2 separate regions of the Homo sapiens genome follow, and region 1 is linked to region 2. A link is an interaction called in ENCODE POLR2A ChIA-PET data of the cell type or tissue named here. Cell type or tissue: Panc1. All regions are shown on one strand. Links, peaks and the distances in the headings refer to the core of each region. The heading gives the core; the rest is flanking DNA. Region 1 overlaps MAP3K11 (mitogen-activated protein kinase kinase kinase 11). Region 2 overlaps MALAT1 (metastasis associated lung adenocarcinoma transcript 1).

Region 1 (5,371 bases), core at 98-5,097, 110 kb before region 2:
CGGGACTAGGGCCTTGGCAGCCAGCGGGGGTGGGGACCACGGGCACCCAGAGAAGGTCCTCCACACATCCCAGCGCCGGCTCCCGGCCATGGAGCCCTTGAAGAGCCTCTTCCTCAAGAGCCCTCTAGGGTCATGGAATGGCAGTGGCAGCGGGGGTGGTGGGGGCGGTGGAGGAGGCCGGCCTGAGGGGTCTCCAAAGGCAGCGGGTTATGCCAACCCGGTGTGGACAGCCCTGTTCGACTACGAGCCCAGTGGGCAGGATGAGCTGGCCCTGAGGAAGGGTGACCGTGTGGAGGTGCTGTCCCGGGACGCAGCCATCTCAGGAGACGAGGGCTGGTGGGCGGGCCAGGTGGGTGGCCAGGTGGGCATCTTCCCGTCCAACTATGTGTCTCGGGGTGGCGGCCCGCCCCCCTGCGAGGTGGCCAGCTTCCAGGAGCTGCGGCTGGAGGAGGTGATCGGCATTGGAGGCTTTGGCAAGGTGTACAGGGGCAGCTGGCGAGGTGAGCTGGTGGCTGTGAAGGCAGCTCGCCAGGACCCCGATGAGGACATCAGTGTGACAGCCGAGAGCGTTCGCCAGGAGGCCCGGCTCTTCGCCATGCTGGCACACCCCAACATCATTGCCCTCAAGGCTGTGTGCCTGGAGGAGCCCAACCTGTGCCTGGTGATGGAGTATGCAGCCGGTGGGCCCCTCAGCCGAGCTCTGGCCGGGCGGCGCGTGCCTCCCCATGTGCTGGTCAACTGGGCTGTGCAGATTGCCCGTGGGATGCACTACCTGCACTGCGAGGCCCTGGTGCCCGTCATCCACCGTGATCTCAAGTCCAACAACAGTGAGTTTCTGGGGGCATGGTTGGGGGTGGCATGGCTCTGGTACACACCTGCTCCCAACCTTCCACTGAGCCTAGCTTAGGGTCTACTGCAGGTAGGAGCTCCCACCCTAGGGGGTCCCAGCTGACCAGGGGTGCCCATGGGCTCAAGCTAGCCCCCAAACAGAGCCCCAGGCACCCAGCAGAGTCTTCCTGCGCCAGCTTCAGAAGTCCTTGACCCCAGCCTGCAGCTGCGGTTTGGACAAGTTAAGAAATTGGTATCTCTCAGGTGGGCCATAAGCATCCTGCCCAGCCATGGCTCCCACCTCAAGGAAGTCCTCTGGAAGCTCGTGCTCCTCATCTTCTCCTCCCCTAAATTCATGTTCGTGGAGTTGGTGCTCTGTCCTCCCCTCCCGTCGTCATGGGCAGCTCCTCCAGAACAGATATCTCAGAGAGGGAAGCCCTCCTTGGCAGTCAAGGCTAAGGCCAGGGCTGGAATTCTGGCCTAGCCCTCCCTGGCTTCATGACCTCTAGCTGGTTACTCCAACTCGGAGCCTCAATTTCAGAATCTGTAAAAAGGGAGAGTGAAACAGCTCAACAGCTTGGGCAAGCCCGACCTGCGATCCCCAACCCACAGCGGGTCCTCAGCCATGGAGATGGACATTTGAGGGCTGGATCGCCAAGAGGGCCTAGCCTGAAATCAGTGCTTGGGATGGGAGTGCTGGGCTAAGGGAGACTCCATCTCCCATCATTTCAAGCCCCCGACACGCTGCCCATCATGGCCCAAGAGAAGTGAGTGACAGCTTCAGAGGGTTTCCTGGTGCACGCAGCATTTAGAGAGAGAAGGCATGGAAGCAGGACCCAGCACACAGCAGGGACCAGGAGCAGGGGCCTCCTAGAGCCCAGAGTGCAGGCTGGAGAGCAGCAGTAGGAAATGCAGGAGGGGCCAGGCTCAGTGTGGTCACTGGAAAAGCATGAGACATTCTTAGAGGGGGGTCAACGTGGATATTTTGAGCCTCCTGGCCTGGGCTGACCATGGACAAGGGGCTTGCAGGAAACAGAGTGCTGAGCCCCAGATATCCAAGTTCTTGCCAGGACTGGGGGAGCCAGGAGAGGCCTGCCAACCATCCTACCCACTCTTCTCATCCCTGGTAGGGTGCGGTTCCCACCTCTCAGCCTCAACCCTGGGCTCTAACTATCTAGGGACCCCCGCTACCTGCCCCAATCTGAGGGGGATTCCCCGAAGGCACAGGGGGAGGGGACTCCCATCTTCTGTTTTTCCTCCGTTTTCTTTCCAGAAAAAATGGAACAATAGCCCAGGCCCCTGCTCCCCACCCTCCCCACTGCTTCCTGCGTTTCCTGCTGCCCCTGAGCCGGCTTCCTGTCCCTGCTCCAGCCCCTGCTCCCTCCCTAGCCCAGCTGCCTGCAGGGGAGGAAAGAGCTTGGGGTGGAGGACTTGCGGGAGGAAGGAGCCTGGAACTGCTCCCCTACTCCCCTCTAGTTCCCCTGCTTCCCTCTCAGAGTCTGGGAGGTGGTGGTAAAGGGCAGGCAAGGTGCCCTCAGCCTCCCTGAGCCTGGCATTTAACCTCGGAGACCCCAGTCCTAGGCCCAAGTTGCTGTCTGCAGGATTGGGGTGGGGGGAGTCCCTGGGCTGGTGGGGGGCACAGGCAGGAAACAATGGCATGATTTTCCTGGACAATGGGGGCCTTGTGAGGAAGCCTGGCGGGGAGAGGAGGGGGAATTCTCCAGGCCCACGAGTCACAGGACTGACCAGCCAGCCCGGCCTGGGCCTGACCTCCCCCAGTTCTCCCCAAAAGGACTCCCCCTCCCAAGTGGGAGACCTGGCCCAGGCCTCCCAGAAAGGAGAAGTAGGGACCACGGGAGGAAAGCGGAAGAGGTGTGAGCTGCCCAGGCCACTCCCAAGCCCCACAGAGGCCAGCCCAGGGAGGGAGCTGGTGGCCAGGTCCCTATCAGAGGCCAGGGAGCCCTAAAGGGGCACTGAGAGCTTCCCCCAGTTTCGGGGTCTCTGGCCCATTCTCCTCTGGGTGACCCCTGACCTCCCATGCCTGGGATCTACATCAGACACCAGAACAGCAGTTCGAGTTGGGACAGTTGAAAGCACAGAGAGGAGCTTGGAGAGAAAGCAGAGGATGGGGCTTAGCAGCTGGCAGAGCCAGGAGCGGGGAGGTAGCAGAAAGACCACAAGTACAAAGAAGTCCTGAAACTTTGGGTGAGTTGTTGCCCCTCTCTGGGCCTCAGATTCCCCACCTGAAAAAGGTGGAGAGTGGCCACCCGGCCTGAGATACTGGAACAGCACTTTGCCAGTCTGGGGTGCCACAAGTGGCTAGAGACAGGCCAAGAAGCAGCAAGTGTTGGTCTTCAAAGGGGAAGGTGGGCCCTGGCACCAGGGGAGGTGCCCATTTCCACTCCACCCACTGCCCCAGCCTGCTGTGTTTCCCCTTTGGAATGAGCTTGTCGTCGGGGGCTTGCTAAATGCTCAGGTCCCCGCCTCCAGCAGCCAGACCAGAGGCTGTTTTGAAGTTGGCAGTAAGGAGTGACAGAGGAGGGAGAGGAGGGCGGAGATACGATAAGTGCTTTAGGACAACTGGCCTTTAGGATGCTTCTGCCAGGTGGCAGCCCCCATGCAAAAACTTTAAAAGTGTGGTCTTGTTTCATGCTCGTGACAGCCATCTGAGGAGGGTTTTGTTGTCATCCTCAGCTTGATGAAGTGTTCAGGACTCAGCTCCAAGGTCTGGCTCAGAGGAGTGGGTAGATTTTGAGACCATTCTCTGGATTAGGAAAAATTGCAGGAAAATCTACTGGGCATGCCGGGATAGTAAAGGTGGTCATGGAGGGCACCTGGACATCAGGTAGAGCTGCTGAACCAATTTGTCTGGCCTGGAGTTGCAAATGTGGAAGATGCCAGTGGGGAGAGGGAGCTGGTACCTGGAAGAGGCTGAGTCAGCCAGGGGCAGTGGGCAGAGGTTGAGGAGAGGTCATGCTCTGAGAAGCACCAGCGCCGAAATGGCTGAAGGTGGAGGACACAGAAACAGAGCCAAGCAGCCAGGGGCTGTGGGGGCTGAGGACGGTGGGGCAGCGGGGACAGCTGGCAGCAGTGCCAGATGCCTCCTCAAGGCCCAGGTGGCCTGGCCAGCAGCAGGATCAGGGCTTGTTGCTTTAAGCCCTGAAAAATGAGCACCCTGGTTCTGCCACCTCCTCTGGGAAGTCTTCCCTGACTCACCAGGCTGTATTAGGTGCCCTTCCCATCTGCCCCACCCCCTGTGCCCTATGCTGCCCCCATGACAGCCGTGTCACACAGGGCAGGAGAGCTGAGAGGTGTGCCCTGACATGGGTCCAGAAACATGGTTGACTTGATATTGCTTCTCTTCCACAGTGCAGTTGGCTGTAACCTGAAAAGTAGAGGGGCCCTTCAGACCCTTCATGACTCTATGACTTTGTCCTCTTTCTATTCCTCGAAAACTTCTCTCATTTGAGCCATTCCTGTCCTGGTGAGAGATATGCAAGTTGCTGCTTCTCCTCTTTGTACCAAGTACGGTGGCCCCATTTGGGTTAAAGCCATGAGCCCCTGCCAAGTCTGACCATCCACGCCTACATTTACCCCAAGCTCCTCCTTTGTGGCCAAGAACCATCACTTTCTTGGACCCCACCCTTTCTCTTCCCTTCCAGCTGCATTGGTAGGTATCTTTTGGAGTCTTTGCTTTGGGAGTGGCTGCACTTGCCACAGTGTGATGTGGGCACTAGGGGCCTGTGGTACCTGCTGGGCTTCTTTTCTCACCAAGAGCTTCCCTCTTGCTCCCCACTCTAAGGGGGGTTCTGATTCACGCTCCTGCCTCAACAAAATGACAGGAGACTCACAGATCTCTCTTGAAATCAAAGCCATAAATGTCCAGAGCTGCCACCTTGCCAGTTTTGCTTCAGTGTAATATTAGGGAAAAGCTAGAACACTGGTTTCAGAGCCACACAGACCAGGTTGTAATCTCTGCTGTATTTGTTGTATGACCTCTGCCAAGTCATTTCCCTGCTTGGTTTCCTCATCTGTGAAACATGAAAAATATTATTTAGCTCATAAATGGTTTTGAGTGCTGGGGTTGAGTGTGAAATGTTTGGCCTCGGCCAGGTGCAGTGGCCTGTAATCCCAGCACTTTGGGAGGCCGAGGCGGGCAGATCACCTGAGGTTGGGAGTTCGAGACCAGCCTGACCAACATGGAGAAACCCTGTCTCTACTAAAAATGCAAAATTAGTCGGGCGTGGTGGCACATGCCCATAATCCCACTACTCGGGAGGCTGGGGCAGGACAATCGCTTGAACCCAGGAGGTGGAGGTTGCAGTGAGCCAAGATCACGCCATTGCACTCCAGCCTGGGCAACAAGAGCAAAACTCTATCTTAAGAAAAAAAAAAAAGGAAAAGAAAAGAAATGTCTGACCTCAAGTAGGTCCTCAAGATCTAGACCAAGTCACCTCTGTGCCCCCAGGACCCAGCCAGGATGTCCGTCAGATGAGTTTGCTCCCAGCTCTTACCCTGTCCCCACCACCTGATCCTGGAGCAT
Region 2 (5,371 bases), core at 64-5,063:
AAGATGCTAGCTTGGCCAAGTCTGTTATGTTCACCTGAAAAAGTCTTAGCAGAGAATTTTTGCATTCCCACCCAAAAGCCCTCTCAGCCACTCAAATGCCTATCTTCTCCAGTCTACAAGTTACATGTTCCCACCCAGCATTACAGTTCTTGAACATGTTATTTCTCCACTTACTGGTTTAAGTTGGTTTTAGTCACTGGATAAGTATTATAATAGAGCTACTTAGCTGTGGTTTTAATACCCTTCTGTTAACAATTTGCAGGCAAATTAATGGCCTTTTCTAACATAGTTCAACCCACCAAAGACCTCGACACCATCGTTACCTTGAAACCGATTATGGATCATGCCCACAAGGATCCAAGCTACTGGCTGCATCGAGGTGAGGGGTGAAGGGTCTGTGCTAGATCAAAAGGCACGGGGTGGCGATGTGGCAGAGAAGTTGCTTGTGGGGAGACCTTGCTTTTAACAGGCTTCTGGAAAAGCTAGGGAAAAGTGGTTGCCCGCTTTCCCCCTTTCCCTCCCCTTCAAGCACCGCTTGAGATTTGGGCTTTATTATTAAGAGCTGCTATAAAAACAGCTTGCTTAAATGTTAAGAGAAGCCCAGGGGTACTTCAAGCATTCCTTCGGATGCTTCACTCCAGAAAGAGGGAGTTGAGGCAAGTCCTCATTACTAATAAAAATCAGGTGAGGCTGACACTTCTCTTGACCTTAGGATAATAGCGCTTTGTTGTCTCTCCTGCCACAGGAAGGCTCCATGGTTGTCCTACTTTAAGCCTTCGGTGCCTTTAGTGAGGGGTACCTGAAAAATCTTAAAAAAAGGCTTAGCGCCCACCTCACCCCTCCACCCCCACGCCAACACAGTTTGCTCACATGCCAGTTACTCCAGCATAAAGCTGAAATCTATTCAATACTATTGTCCCATAACTGATCTGACTTTGTATGTAAATACAGAAAAAGCTTGTTCACCTGTTTTCCTCATTTTGTCCACTGGTGAATTCAACTGGAAGCTCCTTCTATAGTCTGAAGAATACCATCTGAAAGAACTAGTGGTTCCCAATCCCCACATTTAAAATGGAATGTTTGGTTTATTTAAAGTAAATAGGCTATTTTTTCTTACTGGGTCTGGCTTCTCTGGCCCTTCGCATACGTGTGTCTGCTGAGTGTTCCTGCATGTAAGAATTAAGACCAAGGGAGGGGAGAGAGAAACCCACACATAAACAATGCACTAAAGATCACTGAACTGTTTAAACATTTCCACTTGCCAGTTTAATTTCTTGAAGACTGTTGCTTGTTTGGAATGTTTCTTGTCACTGATTTTAAGGTTGCATCTGGAAAAGACTAAAGGCTTCAGTCCCCTCCCACCACCAGAAATGAACAAAAAGCATTTTACCTAAAAATACACCAGCAAAATGTACTCAGCTTCAATCACAAATACGACTGCTTAAAACTGCAGAAATTTCCTCAACACTCAGCCTTTATCACTCAGCTGGATTTTTTCCTTCAACAATCACTACTCCAAGCATTGGGGAACACAACTTTTAATCATACTCCAGTCGTTTCACAATGCATTCTAATAGCAGCGGGATCAGAACAGTACTGCATTTACTTGCCAACAGAACAGACAGACCTGAAGTCAAGACAACTGCATTCTCTGTGAAGTCTGTAAAAAAAAAAAAAGCTACAACAAGTAAGCCCCACCCCCTCCTCCCATCCCTCCAAATTCCAGGAAAAAAATTTTGAGTATGCTGATAAACTCACTGCAAGGTCTCATACACTCACTAGAACAGAAGGAAGAGCCAAGCACTCATATGCAATTCAAAATCCTGAATGGCTTCATGAAGGATGAAATGCCTCTGCAAAGGAAAATTCTTTAAAACCCCACAGGCACCCCCTCCCTTCCCTATATAAGGTCAATAGTGTAAAACATTGCCTACCACTCTAAGATTGTAAGCATTTAAAGTTAACATGCAAACTTTGGAAATGTGAAAAAGTATTACTCTAATCACTGTCAATTTATAGACCCCTGACTTTCTGGAAATAAAATGTGTAATTACCTTTTACTCTGATCATAATCTCCCACCTGTCTAAGAGGTTATTTATTCCTTATTTAGAGGGCCTCTATTGCCATGTGCCTGGAATTATTATATGCTCATCACTTTATGAAGAATAAAATTTGTCTTTCCTGCCTTAAAGTTACATTCGTTCTTCCGCTCAAATCCTGATCTGGTCCATTAAAGAGTGTTCGCAGACAAAGTTTCTGAAAGATTAGAGAAGAATCCCCCCCAAGATTGCCCCAACACTGAACTACAGACAAACACTATTTTATTTAAATAAGGAGACAGCTTTCTAAAAGTATACATTCTCTAATAAAAATAGTTTATTATTTTGAATGATTTAATGGTTTTCTACACAATTTACATCACAACATGTAAATTTTAGCAGTAACATCTGATTCTAACAGCACATCATGCTATTCCTTTCATAGAGCCTTCAGAGATTCAATGCTAAACAAATTTCCTTAGTTGGCATCAAGGCACTGATCACTTTAGAGGCTTTTAAGAAATTATTTAAAGATGCAAATGCCTCTGAGTGAAGTGTACTATCCCATCACTGAAGCCCACAGGAACAAGTCCTACAATTTTAAAAAGGCTCGATGGAAAAATTTCTCAATCCTGAAATCCCCTAGGGAAGGGGTCAGGAGAAAGTGCCATGGTTGATATTTAAGAACTCCACAGCTCTTAAAAATAAGCACTTATCCCTAACATGCAATACTGCAGATGCAAGTTAAACTTATCTGTTAACAGCTGCCTGCTGTTTTCTGCTCCCAGATGAAATGAAGCAACTCTTCTGATAACGAAGAGATACCTGTCTGAGGCAAACGAAACATTGGCACACAGCACAGCCTCCTCAATCCACTTGATCCCAACTCATCTCTCATTTATTTCGGCTTCTTTTATTCCAGGATTAATGTAGTGTAACATTTTCATTTCTTTTCGCTTTTATTCTGCTTTTGTAAAAGCAGTATTTTGAGATGGACATTGCCTCTTCATTGTATTTCTCATCAATTCATTATTTTTGTGGTTATAGCTTGACAAGCAATTAACTTTAAAATGGTAGATTCCGTAACTTTAAATTGGTAGCTTTCATTTGCTTAAAATTTTTTGGCATATGCAGATAATGTTCTCATCAGTAGTAAGAATCTCAGGGTTATGCTTATTCCCCAATGGAGGTATGACATATAATCTTTTCTGCCTTTACTTATCAATTCACCAAGGAGCTGTTTTCTCTGCATCTAGGCCATCATACTGCCAGGCTGGTTATGACTCAGAAGATGTTATCTGAAAAAAGTCTATAGAAAAAAAAAAAGTTTCCCCTCCCTCATCAACAAAAGCCCACCCTCTAAGAGACATTCAAGCTGAACTATCACAATTCTTAATCAGTTACAATTTACAAACAGATAAGTTTAAAATAAACAATTTACAAAATTTTTGAAGCATACCTTAACATCTTGTTTTGCAGTTAAACAATGGAAAAGTATTTCTCCTACACTAAAAAAAAACTTGCTTACACACAACTGAAAATAGAATCTTACTTGATAATACAAAAGCTACCATCAGAAGAAATCCCTTCAGGATCATTAAGCCACTTCCTTTGCTCTGCAGTTTCTATAGTAGTTTTAAATTATTATTAAATCACCTGAAAAAAATTCCAAAAGAGAACCACACACTACCATATCCAAACAACTTTTGCATTTCCCATAATTGTAGTTAATGTCAGCCCAGTAGGCCAGACCAACCCCCAGTTCAATACTTTCCTTCCCCAAAAGCTCTATACTTTGAAGGAAAACAGATACAGTATCAAATTATGACACTTTCCTTGCCCAAATTAATGCACTGGTACACCCAGTGGCTCATATTTAACTTCCCCCAGCTTCCCAATTCAAACTGGGGGGAAAAAAACTAAATCATTGGGAGTTACTTGCCAACTTGGAAGTTGATATTTCTTTACTTTTTCCATTCTAAGACTTTAAGTTCTCTGGCATGAGTTTATCTGCAATCATAAACTAAACAATTACCTAAACCCACCCCACCAATCCCAACCGTAACAGGCCACTGCCAACTAATTGCCAATATTTGCCCCTCCCCTTTAATAAAACTTTTAAGAAGTCACATTATTGGAAAACTTAACTTCAACATTTGGCCTACTCAAGCTCTTCTGAAGTTCTCCTGAGATGACTGAATATGAACCAAAGCTGCACTGTGCTGTACTTTTCAGCTTCAACTGGGAATACTCTTCCAAGGATAAAAGCAGCTCCAGTCCCTGAAGGTGTTCGTGCCAACAGCACAGCGGTACACTCCTTCTCTAACCCAGTTTGTCAATAGTACTATAGCATCTGTGGAAAATCTTAGAAAAAAACATTTTCTCCCCCACCCTCTCTCTTCCCTGTTAAGACCATCCCAAAATGCTTCAAGTAAAAAATAACAAGTTTAAGGGGTTAAGCACTTTTAAAGTCTGATTAAGGGGGTGGGGGGAAAAAAGAGTAACTACCAGCCATTTCTCCAATGGACATCTCTTCCACAGACCTCAACGTGAGAACTGCTCTAGTTTCTATAAACTGTAAACCTGTGGTGGTCTGATTATCCTGATATTGGATTTTCTTGTTTTCTGTTACACCTTGAGTCATTTGCCTTTAGGATTCTAGACAGACCTAAGGGAAAAAGAACTGAAAACATATTTTGCCCCCACCCCCACAAAAAAAAATACTGAAAACTCCCCCCCGCCTCAGTTACACATCCAAACTCTACATTTACAAAACGAATTCAGGGTGAGGAAGTAAAAACAGGTCATCTATTCACAAAACTGAAATACTTCATTACCCCAACTAAACATACAAACTGCTTACAGATTTGCTGAAATTGTCTCAATTTGGCTATCAAATTCATTTGGTTTTCCTCAAATTCGTGTAAAAAAAAAAAACCCACAAACTTGCCATCTACTATTTCTCCAGGACTTGGCAGTCTGCCCTCAAAAGCTTCAGACAAGATTCATGAGTATAAGCCTGAAAAAGAGAAACCTACAACACCCGGAAATCGGCCTACGTCCCCATATAAATCCCTTTACACCTCAGTACGAAACTCCCCCATTATATTAGAAAATAAATAAAAGGTTACCATAAGTAAGTTCCAGAAAAACAACATATTGCCGACCTCACGGATTTTTACCAACCACTCGCTTTCCCTGTGGCCTTGGCACACTGGCATGCTGGTCTAGGATCCTCTACGCACAACGCCTGCTCGCCTCCTCCGTGTGGTTGCCAAGCCAAGCCGCCTGCTACCTTCATCACCAAATTGCACTCGCTCCTTCCTGGAAT

Evidence for each region. Peaks named below come from ENCODE experiments on the same cell type or tissue, not always from the same donor. Only the 100,000 strongest peaks of a DNase experiment are listed, where the experiment ranks them.
Region 1: POLR2A ChIA-PET joins it to region 2 with 5 read pairs; 21 of 35 experiments call an interaction of 5 or more read pairs at or near these places.

What each region holds. Positions count from the first base shown.
Region 1 is chr11:65,608,474-65,613,844 of GRCh38, reverse strand. MAP3K11 (mitogen-activated protein kinase kinase kinase 11) reads left to right here. Exons shown (of 10, transcript NM_002419.4): 1 at 1-827. The coding sequence starts at 89. Among named protein-coding and RNA genes, the nearest start is that of MAP3K11, 3.1 kb to the left of the region's middle. RefSeq lists a silencer at 1-14 and an enhancer at 302-1,189. In Panc1, for the core only: no CTCF peak of the experiment used is centred there; no DNase peak of the experiment used is centred there; H3K4me3 peaks cover 2,426 bases; H3K27ac peaks cover 1,736 bases.
Region 2 is chr11:65,500,615-65,505,985 of GRCh38, reverse strand. It overlaps MALAT1 (metastasis associated lung adenocarcinoma transcript 1), which reads right to left. Exons shown (of 1, transcript NR_002819.5): 1 at 1-5,371. It also overlaps TALAM1. Among named protein-coding and RNA genes, the nearest start is that of MALAT1, 4.3 kb to the right of the region's middle. In Panc1, for the core only: no CTCF peak of the experiment used is centred there; DNase peaks (open chromatin) are centred at 995, 1,565, 2,805, 4,093 and 1 weaker place; H3K4me3 peaks cover 5,000 bases; H3K27ac peaks cover 5,000 bases.